Regions from separate parts of the Homo sapiens genome. Here region 2 is linked to region 1. A link is an interaction called in ENCODE POLR2A ChIA-PET data of the cell type or tissue named here. Cell type or tissue: GM12878. All regions are shown on one strand. Links, peaks and the distances in the headings refer to the core of each region. The heading gives the core; the rest is flanking DNA.

Region 1 (4,393 bases), core at 198-4,197:
TCGAAAGGTTTTTCTCCAGCCTGGGAGGCCTGTGCCACCGATGGAGGTCTTCAGCCAAGGCTTCGTCCCTCCCTCAGGGGTAGACTGCTGATGCTTGTTCCCTGGTGCAAGAGATGAGGCAGGGGCTTTTCATTTCTTCCACTGCAGCCTTGTATTTAGGCCCCATGTGTCTGAGCGTCAGCATTCCTGCTCTTTCGCTGTCTGTGCTCCCTCTCCAGTGGCAATAATCGTTGCCTCCAACTTAGGGGTGCGTTTAGGTTCCTGGCCCTAACCTGTGGCAGCTGCATTCTGCGTGAGTGTCTGTGGTAGGTCTTGGGTGTAGCGTCCTGCCCTCCTCCAGCACCTGCAGACCAGCTTTGTATCAGTGCAGGATATCTGGCAGTAGGGGGTTTGCTTCCCCTTCCACAGAATAAGATGCATTCGCCTAGTGTCAGTGCCGAGTGAAGGGAGCAGGTTCTATCCCTGCCCTAGAGGCAGGCAACTTTTGCTTGTATCAAGGCAGGGACAAGGGTGAGAGTGTGGGAGGGGCAGACAGCTTTGGCTTCCTGTCGGAGAAGGGTCCAGGGGGACAGGCACGTTTTGGCAGTTGATCACCATCTTGTACTCCTGCAGGGCATGGCTGGGCCTCTCTAGTTAGTCCTGCTGCCCTGGGTGCCTGCGCCTCTGAAGATCTCCTGCCCTGGCCACAGTCTCTCTCGAGAGCACCGGGGCAGGCTTGAAGAAAAGAGCTGGTGAATGGATGTGGACTCCCTCAGCAAGCTGTGAGGCTAGCCCACCTTGGTCTTTAAAAACTTGTCAAAATGCCATTTTTAAAACTGCTTTTTGGGTGACCATGTCTTGCTCCTGTGCCAGAAGTAGAACAGATAAGTGGCCTTTCCATTCTTGGAGCGCCTTCCTTCCTTTTAGAATTCAGGTTGCATTGTGACCTCAGTTCTGATGCTCCCCCCACCCACCGCACAACAGTTTAGGATTTTGTAGATTTTTCAGCCTTTCCTCTTTGTATGACAATAACGATCTCCTATGGTTTTCTATGTCCTAATGAGCAACTGAAACGATACATATCTAAATGCCTTTATTTTGTCCTCATATTTCATTGATGGTTTGACTGAGGGTAGAATTCGAGCCTGGAAGATATTTCCATTCAAAATTTTAAAGGTATCTATCTATTGTCCCAGAAGCTAGAGCTTCCAGTATTGCTGTTGAGAAATCTGAAACCATTCTGAATCCTGTTTATTTATACAGGAACTGTTTCTCTCTATGGAAGTGTGTAGGATCAGTGGCTCTAGCATTCTGAAATTTCACAGTTTTGATAGGAGTCTATTTTCATCCTTGTGCTGGGCACTTGCTGGACCTCCTGTGCAATCTGGAAATCATGTTCTTCAGTTCTGGGAAATTTTCTAGAATATTCTGTGGATTATTTCGTCCCTTTCTGTTTTCTGTTCTTTTTTTAGATATTGAACTTCCTGGACTTTCTTGAAAGCATCTTTTCTCTCCTAAGGATTTTCTATGATTTTGGATTGAGTTTTTTTTTTTAAATGTCCCCTTTGTGTGTGTGTGTGTGTGTGTGTGTGTGTGTGTGTGTGTGTGTTTTAGAGACAAATCCTCGCTCTTGCCCAGGCTAGGGTGCAGTGGCGTGATTATAGCTCACTATAACTTCAAAATACTGGGCTCAAGTGATCCTCTCATCTCAGCCTCCAGAGAAGCTGGGACGATAGGTGTGCACCACCATGCCCTGATAATTTTTTAAATTTCCTTGTAGAGACAGGGTCTTGCTATGTTGTACCAGGCTGGTCTCAAGCTCCTGGCCTCAAGCAATCCTCCTGCCTCAGCCTCCCAAAGTGTTGGGATTACAGGCATGAGCCACCAAGCCTGGTCAGAATGTCCCCTTTTTAATAATATCCTGTTCTTATAATACTACTATCTTCTTAAGATATTGCTGAAAACTCTTTTAAAAGTTTTCTTCTACCTGTGTAATTTTGTTTTCTCCAATTTCCTCCTCCCACTCCATTTGTTTTGGTCTTGATCTTTAGTGTAGAGGTTTCCCCAACTGTCTGATGATTCTTAGATCCCTATTTATGTTTAAGGATAAGAAATCAAAATTGGGTTTAAAGCTCTAAGCCCATGAGTGGTGCTGTTGACTGAACTTCACCATAAGGTGATTTGGCCAAGCCATTTCATTAAGGAATCTCTGATATATTTTCAGATCTTTCCTCCTGGGCTGGCCAGATTCTGCAGAGAACATCTTCCAGTTGTCTGATGCATAGTGAGGGCCTGGCCAGCATTCTAGGACCTGAGGGGGCAGGTAGAGAGGAGTCGCAGCACCCAGGGTGCACACATGTTCGCTGAATCCCCTTTGTCAGTAGGACTAATGTCTGCTGTGTCCTGTGCCTCCCAATTCAGAGACGCACTATTTTACCTTCTCCAGAAAAGCAGTTCTAGTCTTTTCCTGTTCAGGACATAGGAAAGTGGCCTGGGGATGTGACTGTTTCTTAAACACTGAACACATCCTCTTTGGTTTAGCCTCACTTTTCACTCCACTTACCAGAGTAACTTTTGCAGCCACTTCCTTTGGTTCCGGGGGATTTTGCAGCATAAATCAAATTGTTTCCTGGCTTTCCCTTTGTCAACTTAAAATTCTCATGACTTGAGTCAACTTGGTTTTCATCTGATTTTCAGATTCTGTATTTTATTGCTGTTGTCTGCCCCCAGTGTTCTCCATTCTTTTGGGGTTTTGCCCTTGAAAAATCCTTTACTGTTATAGTGAGATTCTTAGGGAGAGAAAGTAGAGTTTATATGTGCAAATCTGCCATTTTTACCCAGAACTCCAAAACAGTAATCTTAGTGCAAAAAAAAATCTCCCTCTGAGATTCCCAAGCCCCCTATCCAGGCTCTGATACAGGGGCACCTCCATTATTAGAGAATCCATTTGGTAATAGTGGCATTATTTTAAGAACTGCTGTCATTGAGAAACTTATGAAATTTGCAAAAGGAAGAACTAATTTTCTTTTTTAAACCATATCAGGCCCAAGTCTGTTTTGGTGGTCTGAGAGGAAAAAAGATGAGCTTCTAAAGTTTTGGGAAAATTATATTTTAATTATGGAGACTTTAGAAGGAAATCAGGTAAGTGTTTTTCTATTTTAGCAAATCCTACAGTAGATAACAATTTTTCTTTTTTAAAAACATTCATTAAAAGCGATACAAAGAGACTAACTCAGATATAGCTGGTGATGATAGAATCCAAGTATACTTTGTTGTCTGGCATAAATGCAACTTAGAGTGTAAGTTGTTTCAGGAAGTTAAAGAATACTTTCAGTTGACAAATTATTCAAAAATTTGATCTTCCCTTGCCATTCTAAAACTTTAACGTTTATCAGTATCAGTATCACCCAAATGGCTTATTATAAAGTATAAATTGCCATGCCCTGTCCTCAGACTTTCTGGTTCAGTAGGTCGGGGTGGGGCCTGGGACTTTTGAGTTTTTTTTTTTTTTTTTTTTTTTTTTTTGGAGACAGAGTCTTGCTCTCTCGCCCAGGCTGGGGTTCAGTGGCACGATCTCAGCTCACTGCAACATCCGCCTCCTGGGTTCAAGTGATTCTCCTGCCTCAGCCTCCCAAGTAGCTGGGACTACAGCCACGACACTGGCTAATTTTTGTATTTTTAGTAGAGATGGGGTTCCACCATGTTGGCCAGGCTGGTCTTGCACTCCTGACCTCAAGTAATCCACCCGCCTTGGCCTCCCAAAGTGCTGGGATTACAGGCGTGAGCCACCGCACCCGTCCAGGACTTTTGAGTTTTTTACAAGTTCCCAGGTGATATGTATGCTGCTGTTCTGGGAACTACACTTTGAGAACCATGGTTTCCATTCTGCAAGTTGGGGACCACAGAGGTGCCAGCCATCTGTGGAGTCATTGTGAGGTGTCAATCCAAATGTGCACCAAACCTTGTTTGTGGACTTAAATAATTACTTATATGTGCTAAATATATATAGATGCAAGGATGAGGAGTAAAGAAAAAGCATTTCTAAATTCAAATTAACTTTTATGGTTTTCTTTAATCAGTAGATCCATAAAACCCCCATTATTTATTTAGAAACCCAAATTTATCCATATTTTGAAGGATATGTAAATTAATCTCAAGCAAACGTGTCAGCAACTTTGGCTATGTGGTATTAAGAACATGGAACTCCGAACTGGCCGTTCTAAGCGTGTGCAGCCATGAACAACTTGAGTGACTAGAGAAAACATTTCAGTGTCTTTTTTCTCTTTGTAATATCTTAGTATTGGCAGTCCTACCTGCCTGCCAGGACAGTTGAGGATTCTATGACATGATTTATGATAATCACTGTATAAATGGTAGACTTTAATGTAGCTGTAATGTGGTTATATTCATTAGC
Region 2 (4,393 bases), core at 273-4,272, 830 kb after region 1:
GAAGTGGAAACCTGGAGGGAAGTTGGTTTGGGGGAATCTTTGTTTCTTCTTGCCTTTAACACAAACAACACATCTGCAGCTGAGCAGGCATCTCATGAGGTAGAGTGACTAGCATGAGGTCAAACCTAGAGTGAGAGACCAGAACATGACTCCCCAAAAGCAGGAAAAATTGCTGAGCTGAAGACAATGAAGAAGACGCAGGGGAGCTCTCTGCCCTCCCTCTGTTTGCCTAAAAACAGGAGACAGATGATTGACAAACACATAAGGTATCCTGCCCACCTCTCCACCAAAAGCTAACCACTGAAGACAGCTTTGACCCTCATCAAACTTGAGATGACACCAGAGGAACTGATATCAACAAATTTTATTCACTAATTTTTATCTGCCCTGCCATTTGTTCATCTGCTGCCCAAGCGGCTCCCTGCAGACACTCAAAATCCTTTTCCTTTGTCCTGTCACTTGCCTTGAATTTGTTGTTCTTTGTTGAAGATGCTATCTAAGCCACTGCTTTGAGTTACCATTCATGAGGTTTCTCTCATGGGACATGCACTGCTTGTGTTAATAAACTTGCTTGTTTTTCTCTTGTTAATCTATCTTTTGTTACAGGGATCTGTCTCATCAACTTATGAACTTATGAGGGTTGAGGAGAAATTCCATTTCCTCCCTGACCCCAGCACAGGAAGAAGGAATGGCAAGCCAGGAAGTGCCAACAGGACCCTGCCGTGTTAAGTGGGGATATAACACCCCATCCGCTTACTGCCAGACCTTACAGTGTGAGAACATTTACGTGTCCCTCCTATAAATTTAAGCCATTATAAATTGGGATTTTTGTTTACTGCAGCTGCAAGCAATCTTAATTGTACATCACTTGTATTACAATAATCAGTTTAGATGTTTCTCTAAGATACGAGCTGCTTGATTACTGAGTCTATCTGTATCTCTAACCCTGAAACCCTGGCATAGGGCTCTGCATGGAGCAAGCTTGTAGAAGCCTATGAAATTTGAGAGGACTCAAAATATAGAGGAAAGCAGCACTTTAATTAGAAGGTGGTGTGCTCTGGCTGAAGATTCTTCATTGTGACTCAGCCCTCCGACAGGCAGAAAGTAGAGTGAAAACACCTGGTGAGAGCCATACTCTAAGGACCTACAGAGTGTCCTACATAGAAAGTCTTCCGGCTTGTTTGTGCTTCCATTTATTTGCTGAAGAAACTTACCATCTCAGGATAAACTCACTAGATTTTAAGAGAGATGCCAATTTAGACCGACACCCTCGGGCATCGCCTATGAGAAAAGTAGAGCCTGTTGGCCAGGGACAGTGTGGCTCACACCTATAATCCCAGCACTCTGGGAGGCCAAGGCGGGTGGATCACCTGAGCTCAGGAGTTCAAGACCAGCCTGGCCAACATGGCAAAACCCCGTTTCTACTAAAAACACAACAATTAGTTGGGTGTGGTGGCACAAGGCTTTAATCTTAGCTACATGGGAGGCCGAGGCCTGAGAATCACTTGAACCTGGGAGGTGGAGGCTGTAGTGAGCTGAGATTGAGCTACTGCACTCCAGTCTGGCGACACAACGAGACCCTGTCTAAAAAAGAAAGAGAGAGAGAAAAGCAGAACCATAGCACAAGAGCCAGACCTGACCTTCATTCTCTACGTTATCCCAGAAAACCACTTCTTTTGGAACAATTTACAGGAGTACTTACTTAAGAGATTAAAAATACAAATGTAAAATGTTACCAAAGTTCCATCACAGGGAAATCAGTTCACATGAAAATGACTTTTGAAGTCAATTCACTTGATCATTAATATCTAACTATAATTAATTACTTCTAAGTCTGTTTTATCTTTCAATGGAGATGAAATTAGAATATAATGAGTCCGCTGAATTCAAGCTAATCAGTAGGTCAAAAGCAAGGTTAGGTTTCCTGAGAGTCCTTTAGAGTTCAGCAATAAGAATTCCAATTATTTCTTTATTACTTCACCTGCCCACCTGGCAATAAGTCAGTCTCGGCAGTTAAGTCCACACTGACACCAACACTGCATAATTGGTATTTCTTATAAATGTTTCCACGCCTTTTAGAAACTATCTATGGTGCAAAAAAAAAATTCTCAGAGGAATATGTTTCCAATTTATTCAAATGTTACCAAGAATATTTAACTCTTCAAACCAGGATTATTTGGTTTTCTCACTGCAGCTTCCCACACACCTGGTGGGATTCCAGTCTTTCTCATTTGGAGAAAAGAATTCTTACCTCAGACCTCTCTTCGGATGGAAAGCTTACAGTCCCCTTTGTAAATCCTCACTTGAAAAATGAGAATATTGAAGTAATAGCAACAACGCCTTTCCTCCTCAGCTTCTTTTCTATATGTCCCAATGCCCCAGACCACCAACTGCCCAGAGCAGGAAACAGGCATGGGAAGAGCCCCACAGAGGAGTCCCACCAGGTGTGTTCTGACGTGGCTCATGTGTAAGAAGGAACCAGCATTCAGGCACTCTGCAGGAAGGAGCTCTCCGGATAAATGCCAGGAGTACAAAAGCAAAAATGAGCAAACATGCAAACCACAATGCCACGTTCACGAGATGACCAATTGCCTCACAGTTGTGTGGTTTTCTTTGTTGTTTTTTTTGTAATTGAACAGCTTAAGAAGCATCAACTCTCTCCCTTATGATATTAACAAGAAAGAGAATCAAGTATTTGACACAAATATAGAAAGAATGTTCAATGCTTTGTCAGACGTTAGGATTCTTCTAGTTTAAATACTCTTGCCAGATAAATGAGAAGGACGCTTAGAAGTGAAAAAGAAGGTGCTGCTTATGGGAAAAATGGATTCAATTAGGCAACATAAAAGTCAGAAAATCAACCCTTCTCATATCTAATCAAAATACACAGGAATACACTTTGGTTCTGATATTCACATCCCTATGACATATCTACTATTTATCCAACTATTTGAAATGTTGCAGATTCTTCAAAGAAACACAGGACTAGATCCATGTTCTTGTCTTATGAAAAATATACTTGTAGAGTCAAAAAGCAAAGAACATTTAAAAATGCAAAACAGGATATTAGGGGCCAAATGAGTGGTTAAAAATATGCTATATAAGAAAGAAAAAGGAGAACAAGTACTGTGTGAGGTCAGTTAGCCCCTTCTTTGGACTTTGTCCTAATTCAGGATCATATGAGTGAAAAACTCAAGCCCTATATATTCATCTGTTTTTTGGGTGTGTTAGGACTGGAGCCCATCAGCCAGGACAAACCCACACATGGGTGCACAAATGTGGAGAGAAGACTTCCAAAGACTTGGATCAGAGGAACCTAATCATCCCTAGGCTTATTTTTTAATTTTCCCAAACAGTGAGTGTTATTTTTTTGTGGACATTTACCCCGAGGTAGTGGGAAACATGTAACTGCCACTTCCAGACATACACACTACCCCACAGAGCCAAATGTAGGAAGAACAAGCTGCTCAGCAGAATCATATGAGTTCCTCCCTTTCCAAAAATATTACTCTCTGGCATAAAACGTTTCCCTGCACATGGATGGCCTCACTTAGTCATCGAGCCCATGGATGCAGAGCTGGAGTGCTCATCACATGCTGTGTGTCCTCGGTTGGCTCCCCACAGCCCTGCACCTGTGCAATATGGCCACTCAGCCCCAAAAGGATGGCCCAGGGAGCCTCCTCAAGGGGAGGCCCTGAGGCTGGCGTCACCGTGGCCATCACTGCTCTGCAGCCTCCACAATCGGTCAACGATTTGCTTCACAAAGCTGCTGCAGAGCACAGTTTACCCTGCAGTGCTCCAGTCCAATCAGGCCTGGGGAAGAAAAACATTCTCCCTTCTGCAAAACCCTCATTTCTTGAGTTGACAATTTCATTCTTTTTTTTTTTTCTCTCTTTTTTAGGTATTGGTCATCAAAAAACAAGAGAAACAAGGAAAAGAGCCATTTTTAATTTTTAACTAATTTAATTTTTTCCATTTAAAATTTTAAAAAATTAATTATTTTTTTCCTGATAAAACCATCAGACCCTTCTTTGTGGGACCTCAGGAAAGAGCTTCAGGTGGGCTCACTGTCCAGGGCAGGAATACTGGAGTCAGGGGAAGAAGGAGCACCCAGGCCTCCCGGTTTTAAGGATCTCACATCAGACACTTACTTGGCTTTGTTTGTACCACTTAAGACATATAAGCTAACAAAGGTGAATAGCCACACCAGTATTTTACTAACTGTTATAATCAATGCCCCCTTTGGATAAACAACATAACAAAAATAAATATAACAGAAGCAGGAGAGGACAACCCTGTGTTTTTTTTTTTCATTTTTCCACAGCCCACGACATTGTCAAGCATTCATTTCTATAAATTGCATGATAAATAGTAAATATTAAATATACTACTG

What was found. ChIA-PET counts read pairs that join two places held together with the same protein. Peaks named below come from ENCODE experiments on the same cell type or tissue, not always from the same donor. Only the 100,000 strongest peaks of a DNase experiment are listed, where the experiment ranks them.
Region 2: POLR2A ChIA-PET joins it to region 1 with 6 read pairs; 1 of 35 experiments calls an interaction of 5 or more read pairs at or near these places.

What each region holds. Positions count from the first base shown.
Region 1 is chr1:234,471,441-234,475,833 of GRCh38, reverse strand. TARBP1 (tRNA guanosine 2 -O-methyltransferase TARBP1) reads left to right here. Exons shown (of 30, transcript NM_005646.4): 2 at 3,023-3,120. Among named protein-coding and RNA genes, the nearest start is that of TARBP1, 5.5 kb to the left of the region's middle. In GM12878, for the core only: no CTCF peak of the experiment used is centred there; a DNase peak (open chromatin) is centred at 2,544; H3K4me3 peaks cover 1,397 bases; H3K27ac peaks cover 2,603 bases.
Region 2 is chr1:233,637,918-233,642,310 of GRCh38, reverse strand. All of the region lies in intron 1 of KCNK1 (potassium two pore domain channel subfamily K member 1), which reads right to left. Among named protein-coding and RNA genes, the nearest start is that of MIR4427, 16 kb to the right of the region's middle. In GM12878, for the core only: no CTCF peak of the experiment used is centred there; a DNase peak (open chromatin) is centred at 2,524; H3K27ac peaks cover 374 bases.